Linked DNA regions of Homo sapiens: region 1 is linked to region 2. Evidence: chromatin contacts called from ENCODE Hi-C or POLR2A ChIA-PET data. All regions are on one chromosome and are shown on one strand. Each heading gives the region's core, a stretch centred on a gene start or an enhancer-like site at or near the end of the contact. The rest is flanking DNA. Distances are from core to core; before and after follow the strand shown. Region 1 holds the start of DYNLL1 (dynein light chain LC8-type 1). Region 2 holds the start of PXN (paxillin).

Region 1 (4,126 bases), core at 130-2,629, 230 kb before region 2:
AGAATCTGTCAACTGGCCAAATTTTATCCTTAATTATTATCCAAACAGCCGTCCTCTTCACATCTATCCGGATGATGCTAATCTACTACCCTGTCCACTAGGTTAGCAAGTTGTAGGAACAACTCTTCACCATTTCTCCCACCCTAAGAGGTACTGGGGAGTAGAATGCCTGTGGGGGGCATTGGGTGGCAACGGTTATCTTTCTCTGCAAAATTCTTACAAGTGTTTGTGGAGCGTCACACAAGATTTAGCTACTCTAACTGCACGCAGTGCGAAAACCTTTTAAAGCTATGAAGGGGAGTAACGCTCTTGCAAGCTAGAGGCACGCACTGCTGCGTTTGTCAAAAAAGGCATTTATTTCTGTTCCATCTGAAGTCTTTCATCTTCCCATTCTCGACTGGAACCCTCCCACGGCTTAGGCTGCCAGCTTTCTTCCCTTCCAGCAAACACTGCTCGAGAAGTTGGCAGTCCTGCCGGCTTTCTAGACTGCCATTTACCAAGCCCCTACCCCAGCCCCCAGCCCCGCCACCACCCACCACCTTCCCTCAACTCCCCACTGGAAGGCTGGCAAGATCTCCTCCCGGCCCGGCTGGAAACACCCACGCAGCTCCCCCCTCCGGAACACCCAGATGGATCCTCGGCGCAGGAACCACACAGAAGGGGGAACCGCTGCTCCCTGATCTTAGATACCGTTGCTAGGTGGCGCTTTCCCCCCGCGGAGCTGGGTAATTAAAAAAAAAAAAAAAAAAACTTCGGACGCCGGGGGTCTGGTCTTCTCCACAGGAGCGCAAAATGCATCTGCGTCCTTTCTGGAAGCTTCTACGCCCCAAGCCGCCAGCAGTATTCCCGGGACCTGTCAGGCGCCCTTAGGAAAGCAGGATCGGGGGGAAGGAACCCCCTGCTCCCGGCTGCGTATCGGCCCCCGCGCCCATCCTCACCTTCTTGATATGAGCCGCAATGTCCTTCTCTATGTTGTATTTCTCCAGCGCCTGAGTAGCGCACTCCACCGAGTCCTGTTGCATCTCTTCCGACATGTCCGCATTTTTGATCACGGCCTTTCGGTCGCACATGGTTACCTAGTGGGCAAGGCCTGGGGTAAGGGGTTGAGTTGGGCCGCGCCCCCCAGGCACTAACTGCCCCCACCCCGGCCGGCGCCACCACGGGACGACGCCCCCCACCCCACTTCTCAGGAAGCGCGGGCTACGCGGAGGGCTAAGTCCGGAGTGGGGCGAAATAAGGCAGCGAGGACACCCCCTGGCCCCCCGAGTTTCTCACCGTGGAGAAGGGGGCTGGCCGACTGCAACGGTCTCCTGGGGGAGGTGCTAGCACAGCTCAGGCCCGGCTAGAGATACCGTCGCTACCGAAACCGTGGCGCATCTAAGCAGCCCCACGCCAGCCGCCGCCGCCTAGTGCTCAGGCCCCGCCCTGCTCCCGCCGGCCCCGCCCCTCGCCGCGCGACCCTATTGGCTTGACGCAGCCCACGGCATTCTTCCATTGGTCCATTGACTCCATGGTTCCCTCAGGATCTTTCTCCTGCATTTTGTTGCAGACCACAATGCACCGCTCACGGCGTCGGTTGCCCGGGCAATGGGCCGCACGCTACGAGGCCCACACACCCAGAAGGTGGAGCCCCGGCCGGGTTACGAGGACCACCCAGCTGTCTGGAGAGGTAGGAAGGGAGCTTCTGCCGGGGCCAAGGGAAGTGATTCCAAATTCACGGAGGTTGTCCCAGGGTGTGTTCTCGAACAACAGTCTCTAGAAGTTGGTGGCCATTCCTGCCCCCACCCCCCCGCCCCCCCACCACGACAGGTCGCATGATCTCGCACCCCAGGTTAGCAGGATTACGACAGAGGTGGCCTCTCCCTTTACTGAAAGGGTATCTCTGAAGCAGGGCCGGCTTCGTGGGTAAACCAGCAGTGCAGTCTCACAGGAGGGACCCTTACGTTTTCATTTTGCACTGGGCCCCATTTGTAGTCGGTTCTGCTCTGAAATATTTAGGGGAGGGCATCCTCAGGATTGAGGGAGGGCTTCAAGGAGGGAGGGTGTTTCCTTACGAATTAAGGGATTATCCCCAAGAGTGGGGTCTCTGCCAAGCAATGCGGACATCCTTTAAGGGGTTGGGGATGGGGATCCGGGTGGATTTGGGAGTGTTGAGCCCCGGGGTTTTTGTCCAGGGTGAAGCTTCTTGCTCAGGTGAGGCAGTCTTTCCTGTGTGGGAGAGATTCTTGGTTGGGATTTATCTCTGAGGAGGAGGTATTCTAATGGACGAAAAAGCGGCCGTTAGAGAGATGACGTCCCCTCTGGCTTAGGGAGGAGACACGAAGTGGTTAAAAAAGCAAGATCTTGGGGGAGTTGAGGGACAAGTCAGATCTGGATTTAAATCCCAGCACTGTCATTTACTAGCTATTTGAATGTCTTCTTTAAGTAAAGGAGGACTAAATGTAAAAGGAAACCAGTTCATACGCTTGTTAGCAGTATTAAACATTTGAAGTTCTCTCAGCACAATGTGAGGCACATAGTAAATGATCAATGAATCTTATCAATAATTGTCAGTTTATACAACTATCCCAAAGGCCACAGCAAGGTTTTGAACAACCAGCTCTGAAATGCCTATAATGTATTTTTCGAACCTCCATAAATAAGTTATCAGGTTAATCATGTATCTGGAAGCTTCCTATTTACATTTCTACATTTTCCTCTGACCATCTACTCTCATTACTCCTTAAAACAATTTGTGGCTGGGCATGATGGCTCACACCTGTAATCCCAGCACTTTGAGAAGCCGAGTCAAGGGGATCGCTTGAGCTCAGTAGTTGGAGACCAGCCTGGGCAATATGGCCAAACCCCATCTCAAAAAATAAAAATAAAACAATTTGAGCAGAGGCACACAACTCCAGAAAGAAAAAGATGGGAATAGGCCGGGTGCGGTGGCTCATGCCTATAATCCCAGCACTTTGGGAGGCCGAGGCGGGTGGATGACCTGAGGTAAGGAGTTTGAGACCAGCCTGATCAACATGGAGAAACCCCATCTCTACTAAAAATACAAAATTAGCTGGGCATGGTGGCACGTGCCTGTAATCCCACCTACTCAGGAGGCTGAGGCAGGAGAATCACTTGAACCCGGGACACAGAGTCTGTAGTGAGCCGAGATCGCGCCATTGCACTCCAGCCTGGGCAACTCCGTCTCAAAAAAAAAAAAAAGGAAAAAAATGGCAATAATTAGAACCTTTTCAGGTTCAACATATGCATATCAATTAAATCAACAGCTTTTTCCAGTTCCATGTTTCTAATGATGAGATTCAGGGTTTGAGGAGTTATAATATTACTATAGTACCTCTCTTGAGGAAGAAATAGGTTGACAACAAGTGAGGACCCTGGAAATGCAAATGACACTAAAGTAAAGCCACGGTGACTCCACTAAGTAGAAACCCCAGGGAAATTTCCTAAATCATCCTCATGATTTTTTTCCATATCTACACTACACTACCCCTGTTATTATTTATTTAATTTTTACTATAATAATACTATCATCATAATATAGTAATGTAATTGTTCATTAATAATACCTTATATGGCCGGGTGTGGTGGCTCACGCCTGTAATCCCAGCACTTTGGGAGGCCGAGGCAGGCGGATCACGAGGTCAGGAGATCAAGACCATCCTGGCTAACATGGTGAAACCCCATCTTTACTAAAAATACAAAAAAAAAAAAAATTAGCCGGGCGTGGTGGTGAGCGCCTGTAGTCCCAGCTAGTTGGGAGGCTGAGGCAGGAGAACGGCGTGAACCCCAGAGGCTGAGCTTGCAGTGAGCCGAGATCGCACCACTGCACTCCAGCCTGGGAGACAGAGCGAGACTCTCTCAAAAAAAATAAATAAATAAAAAATAAAAAATAATACTGTATATAATATTCTATATAATAATTTTATTTGAACTCCCTTTATTTTTTAAATAAGTATACTTTTTATTTTATTTTATTTTTTTGAGATGGAGTCTCACTCTGTCGCCCAGACTGGAGTGCAGTGGCGCGATCTGGGTTCAAGTGATTCTTCTGCCTTGGCCTCCTGAGTAGCTGGGATACAGGTGCACACCACCATGCCCGGCTAATTTTTCTATTTTTGTAGAGACA
Region 2 (4,038 bases), core at 267-2,766:
AAAATTAGCCAGGCATGGTAGTACACGCCTGTAATCCCACCAGGAGGCAGGAGATCACCTGAGATCAGGAGTTCAAGACCAGCCTGGCCAACATGGTGAAACCCCATCTCTACTAAAAATACAAAAATTAGCCAGGCATGGTGGTATGCGCCTGTAATCCCAGCAGGAGGCAGGAGAATCACTTGAACCTGGGAGGCGGAGGTTGCAGTGAGCTGAGATTGCACCACTGCACTCCAACCTGGGCGACAGATTGGGACTCCATCTCAAACAAAAACAAAAACACAAAAACTAAAACAAAATAGAGGTATGTGCAAGATGCTGGAAAACCACGCAATAGAGTGTTTGAGGAACAGTCTTTGGTCTTGAATTTATTATAGGAGAATGTGGCAGCCACAGAAGCTGCTTGGATCTGCCTTTATAAAATGACTGAACATGGTGGGAGCATTGGAACCCGGATACTTCTGCCCAAGGAGACTTCTCATTTTTTTTGTCCTGGAATTCCCTGATGGGTTGACCTGTTTGTCAGATCTGAGTCTCCTTGCCCAACCCTGCTTATTTCCCCTTCTCTGTCACGGGCATTACCCCTAGCTTTATCTCAGCATCTCATCTGCTTTCTGGAGGACCTGATCTGACCCAGAAGGCCTGGATTCTTGAGGGACAAGGGGAACTCGAAGCTGTACTTGCAGAGCAGTTTTATATAAAATCCACAAACTGCCATCACCCATCCCAACGGGTAGGGAAGTACCTCTAGGAGGATTAATTTAGAGAATAGCTATATAGTGTCTGTCTATTCAGACACTCAATAAATGGTAGTTGTTATTATTACCCAATTTCCGAGTGTGTGGGAGCACTGGGTGTGACTTTCCTGTAGTTTTCCCTTTAATGTCTAATCTGGGGACCCCTCTGCCCCATGCAGTTTTGGAAAAGTGTCTAGGGAGGGTGGCTGTGTGGAAGTAATATTAAGAGAGATGGAACCACACAGGTATTGGGTTTGGGCCAGAAAGGGTGAACTGCGAGCTGCACTGCCATTGATCCAGAGGACGACCCCAGGAAAGGTCAGCCACGGGCTCCGGGCCTTGCCTGGTACTGATTTATGGTCCTCCTGGGTGGTGACCTACAGGTGACAGACGGACAGGTGGGCAAAACTGACTGTCCAGTGGACAGGCATGTGATGACCCAGTGGCTGACGAATGCACAGACACATGGCTGACTGTGGACGGATTTGTCATCCGCAGGGTCAGGCAAGTGACTTTGAGAGGGACAGAAAGATGGATGGGAGTGGCTGGAGGCCTGGGAGCCGCCCACCTGCCCGCTTAGCCGCGAGGGGGCGCCACCGCCCCGCCCAGCGACGCCCACTGCCCGGGCTCTTGGCGGGGGCGGGACCAGCGTGCGCAGGGGGCGGGGCCAGCAAGCTCGCGGGGGTGTCCGGGGGCGGGGCGCGCGTGCACAGGGGGCGGCCGGGGGCGGGGCGCGCGGCGGGCGCGGGCGCGGGCGCGCGCGGCGGCGGCGCGTTCCGTTCCGGGCCGAGGCTCGCGGCGGAAAAGTTGCGGGGCATAGACGAGCGGCCCCGGGACGGGCAGCTAGCGCGACCCTGAGCCGGCGCCCGTGGTCCGGCCATGGACGACCTCGGTGAGTGAGCGGGAGGCCGAGGGAGGAGGAGGCGAGAGGCGCGCAGCTTGGGGCCAGGAGGGCGCCAGCGAGCGGCAGGGGCCGCGGGATCCCACCCTCGGCGGCCCCGGCCTCAGCTCCTGTCCCTGCCGGCCGGGGCTCCGCGGGGCTGGGATCCCTAACCGGGCCTTAGTCTCGGGCCAGGCCGGCCCCGGCACCGACCGCACAGCAGCGACCCCCCGTCTGGGACGGCTTCACCTCTGGACCCCCGACCTCGGGGACCCATCACCATCTCCCAGAAGGGCCCCAGGGACCAGCCCGCCCCTCAGGGACCCACCCCGTCCGCTGCAGGGACGAGACTTCCTGCGGCAGACCACCTCGTCAGCTACGGGACCCTCACCTCGCAGACCTCTCCCCACCCCCACCTCACAGATCGACCGCCCAACTCGGGGAGCAGCTGCCCGATCTCATGGGCTGCTCCCTCATTTCCTCGACCTGCTCCCCGTCCCTCCAGGGCCGCCCCCCACTTCACAGACTAGCACCCCCCTTCAGGGATAACCCCTCGGAGCCCACCCCTTTCATTTCACAAGTCAGATGCAAAAGCTAGAGATGAGCGTGTGATGACCACACCCCCATTTCAAAGACAAGTTTCCCAGTCTGCCTGCTCTTCTGACCCCCCACTTCAAATCTGGTCACCCCGTTTCAAGGACCCATCACTCATTTTCTCTCACTGACCTCCCCGCTCTGTGGACCAGCCCCTCAATTCACAGACCAGTCCGTCTACCATGGTATCTAAGTCTAGAACGGTAATTTGGGAGTCCTGATTCTCTCCCCACCCCTAGATTCTGGTGAAATGCCAGGGGAATGAGGTGGAAGGTGGGCCCCAAGGTATGACCATCCCTGAACGTGTCCTGGCTAGCAGAGTCCCCTCCACCCTCTCTGCGTCAGGCCCTGCTGGAAGCCACGCAGGTGAAAGAGGACAGGATGCCCAGAACAGAGTTTTACTGTTTTCCTGTTATTGGAGCCCCAAGGCTACTCTTTTCAGTCCAGTCTTGATCTGGTGTTAGGGGAAAGAAAGTATCTCCTGGAAGCCGACTCTAAACCCAAGGGGGTTGGTGCCAGGGTTCTAGGAATGCCTTGGGTGGCGTGAACGCAGGAGTGGGAGGATTCGCTGTCTCTCCCTCCCCTTCACGCCTGTAGCTGGAGGGCCCTGAGCTTGGGAGGTGAGGAGGGGGGCAACGTTTCTTCTCTGCAGGAGCCTTGTCTTTCCTCTCTGGACTGTGGGTGGCTTGTGTGACCACTGATGCTTCCTCTGTCCCAGGCTCTGAGGAGTAGATTCAGCAGACAGGACTGATGGACCTCTACCAAGCAGCGCCGGGCACTAAGTTAAGACTGGCTATTTGTAGGTGCTGGACTTGACTGCTTCCCTCCAGCTTCCTTTTGGGATCAGGGTGCCCCTGAGATCCTGGAGCTGGGGTTGGTGTAGGGTCCTGCCTGTTTTGCAGAGTGAGATGGCTGCCAAGCGTGGTTCTGCCTTTGGGTCAGGCTTGGCACCCATTTTTCCAGTGTGCTCAAGGTTGGCATGGCTTCCAGGCAGGTATTTTTTTTTTTCACATAAAAATAGCTCAGCTGGAAGGAGGCTGGGGGATGTTCTTTGAACCAGGATCTAAGAGTCTGAGTGCTTTCCCAGTGGGAACTGGGAGCAAAGTTACAGTTTCTAAAGTGCTGGTGCAGTTCTGTTGCTTCTCGGCAGTCCCCGTGCTGTTTCAAGGACTGAGAAAGTCTTTGTAGAGCTCGCCATCGAAATCTGGAATTCCTGTCTTCTGACAGTCTTCCATTTAGGGCCAGGAAACTGAGTTCTGAAAGGAAAGAGAGTACTGTATACGGGAGAGGGGATTGTAGGGATTTAAATTGCTGTTTGTGGAGTACTTCCCTCTACCTCGATTTGTGATATCCTCACAACAACCCTTTTATCAGATTCCACCTTAAAGCCAATGCTGTCATGACCACCTGCCTTTTTACAGATTGAGAAAGCCGAGACGAAGAGAGGCTGATTCTCTTGCCCAAGGCTGCACAGCCATGAAATGACAAAACCATAACTGGAAGCCCAATTCCTAGCTCCCAGATCTGTGGCTCTTGTATACCGAGAAGACTTTTTTTCCTGGGGAGGAGGCAAGGGCACTTGAAGGAGGGGTTGCCACTGGGTGATGGCGATCACCTGTAACTTCTACTGCTTTCTACCATAGACTCCCAGTTGCTTACATCCGGGCTGCCCGACTTCCTTGGCCTGAGCTCCCAAGGGGCAAGCCACGCCTGACTGACCGGAGCCTGGGGTGGGAGGAATGGGGTGTGCAGGAGGGGAGAGGAATTTGCCTTTGCACTGGGGCCCCGTCAGCTGTCTGGATGGCGGCTCAGCACACTGCCATCAGC

What was found. Hi-C counts contacts between places; a loop is a spot of excess contacts on that map. ChIA-PET counts read pairs that join two places held with the same protein, here RNA polymerase II (POLR2A). Pooled maps may share reads with other maps.
Region 1: a loop to region 2 is called in a pooled map, with 5 times the contacts of the local background. The contact joins the promoter of DYNLL1 here to the promoter of PXN in region 2. A Hi-C loop is called at or near these places in 6 of 50 pooled maps. POLR2A ChIA-PET finds 5 or more read pairs at or near these places in 2 of 52 experiments (H1 and naive thymus-derived CD4-positive, alpha-beta T cell).

Annotation. Positions count from the first base shown.
Region 1 is chr12:120,493,366-120,497,491 of GRCh38, reverse strand. It overlaps DYNLL1 (dynein light chain LC8-type 1), which reads right to left and starts at 1,379. Exons shown (of 3, transcript NM_003746.3): 1 at 1,276-1,379; 2 at 939-1,076. The coding sequence starts at 1,070. It overlaps NRAV (negative regulator of antiviral response), which reads left to right and starts at 1,546. Exons shown (of 2, transcript NR_038854.1): 1 at 1,546-1,669. RefSeq lists silencers at 976-1,495, 1,786-1,835 and an enhancer at 1,055-1,721.
Region 2 is chr12:120,263,208-120,267,245 of GRCh38, reverse strand. It overlaps PXN (paxillin), which reads left to right and starts at 1,516. Exons shown (of 15, transcript NM_001385981.1): 1 at 1,516-1,629. The coding sequence starts at 1,617. RefSeq lists silencers at 1,209-1,488, 1,649-1,798.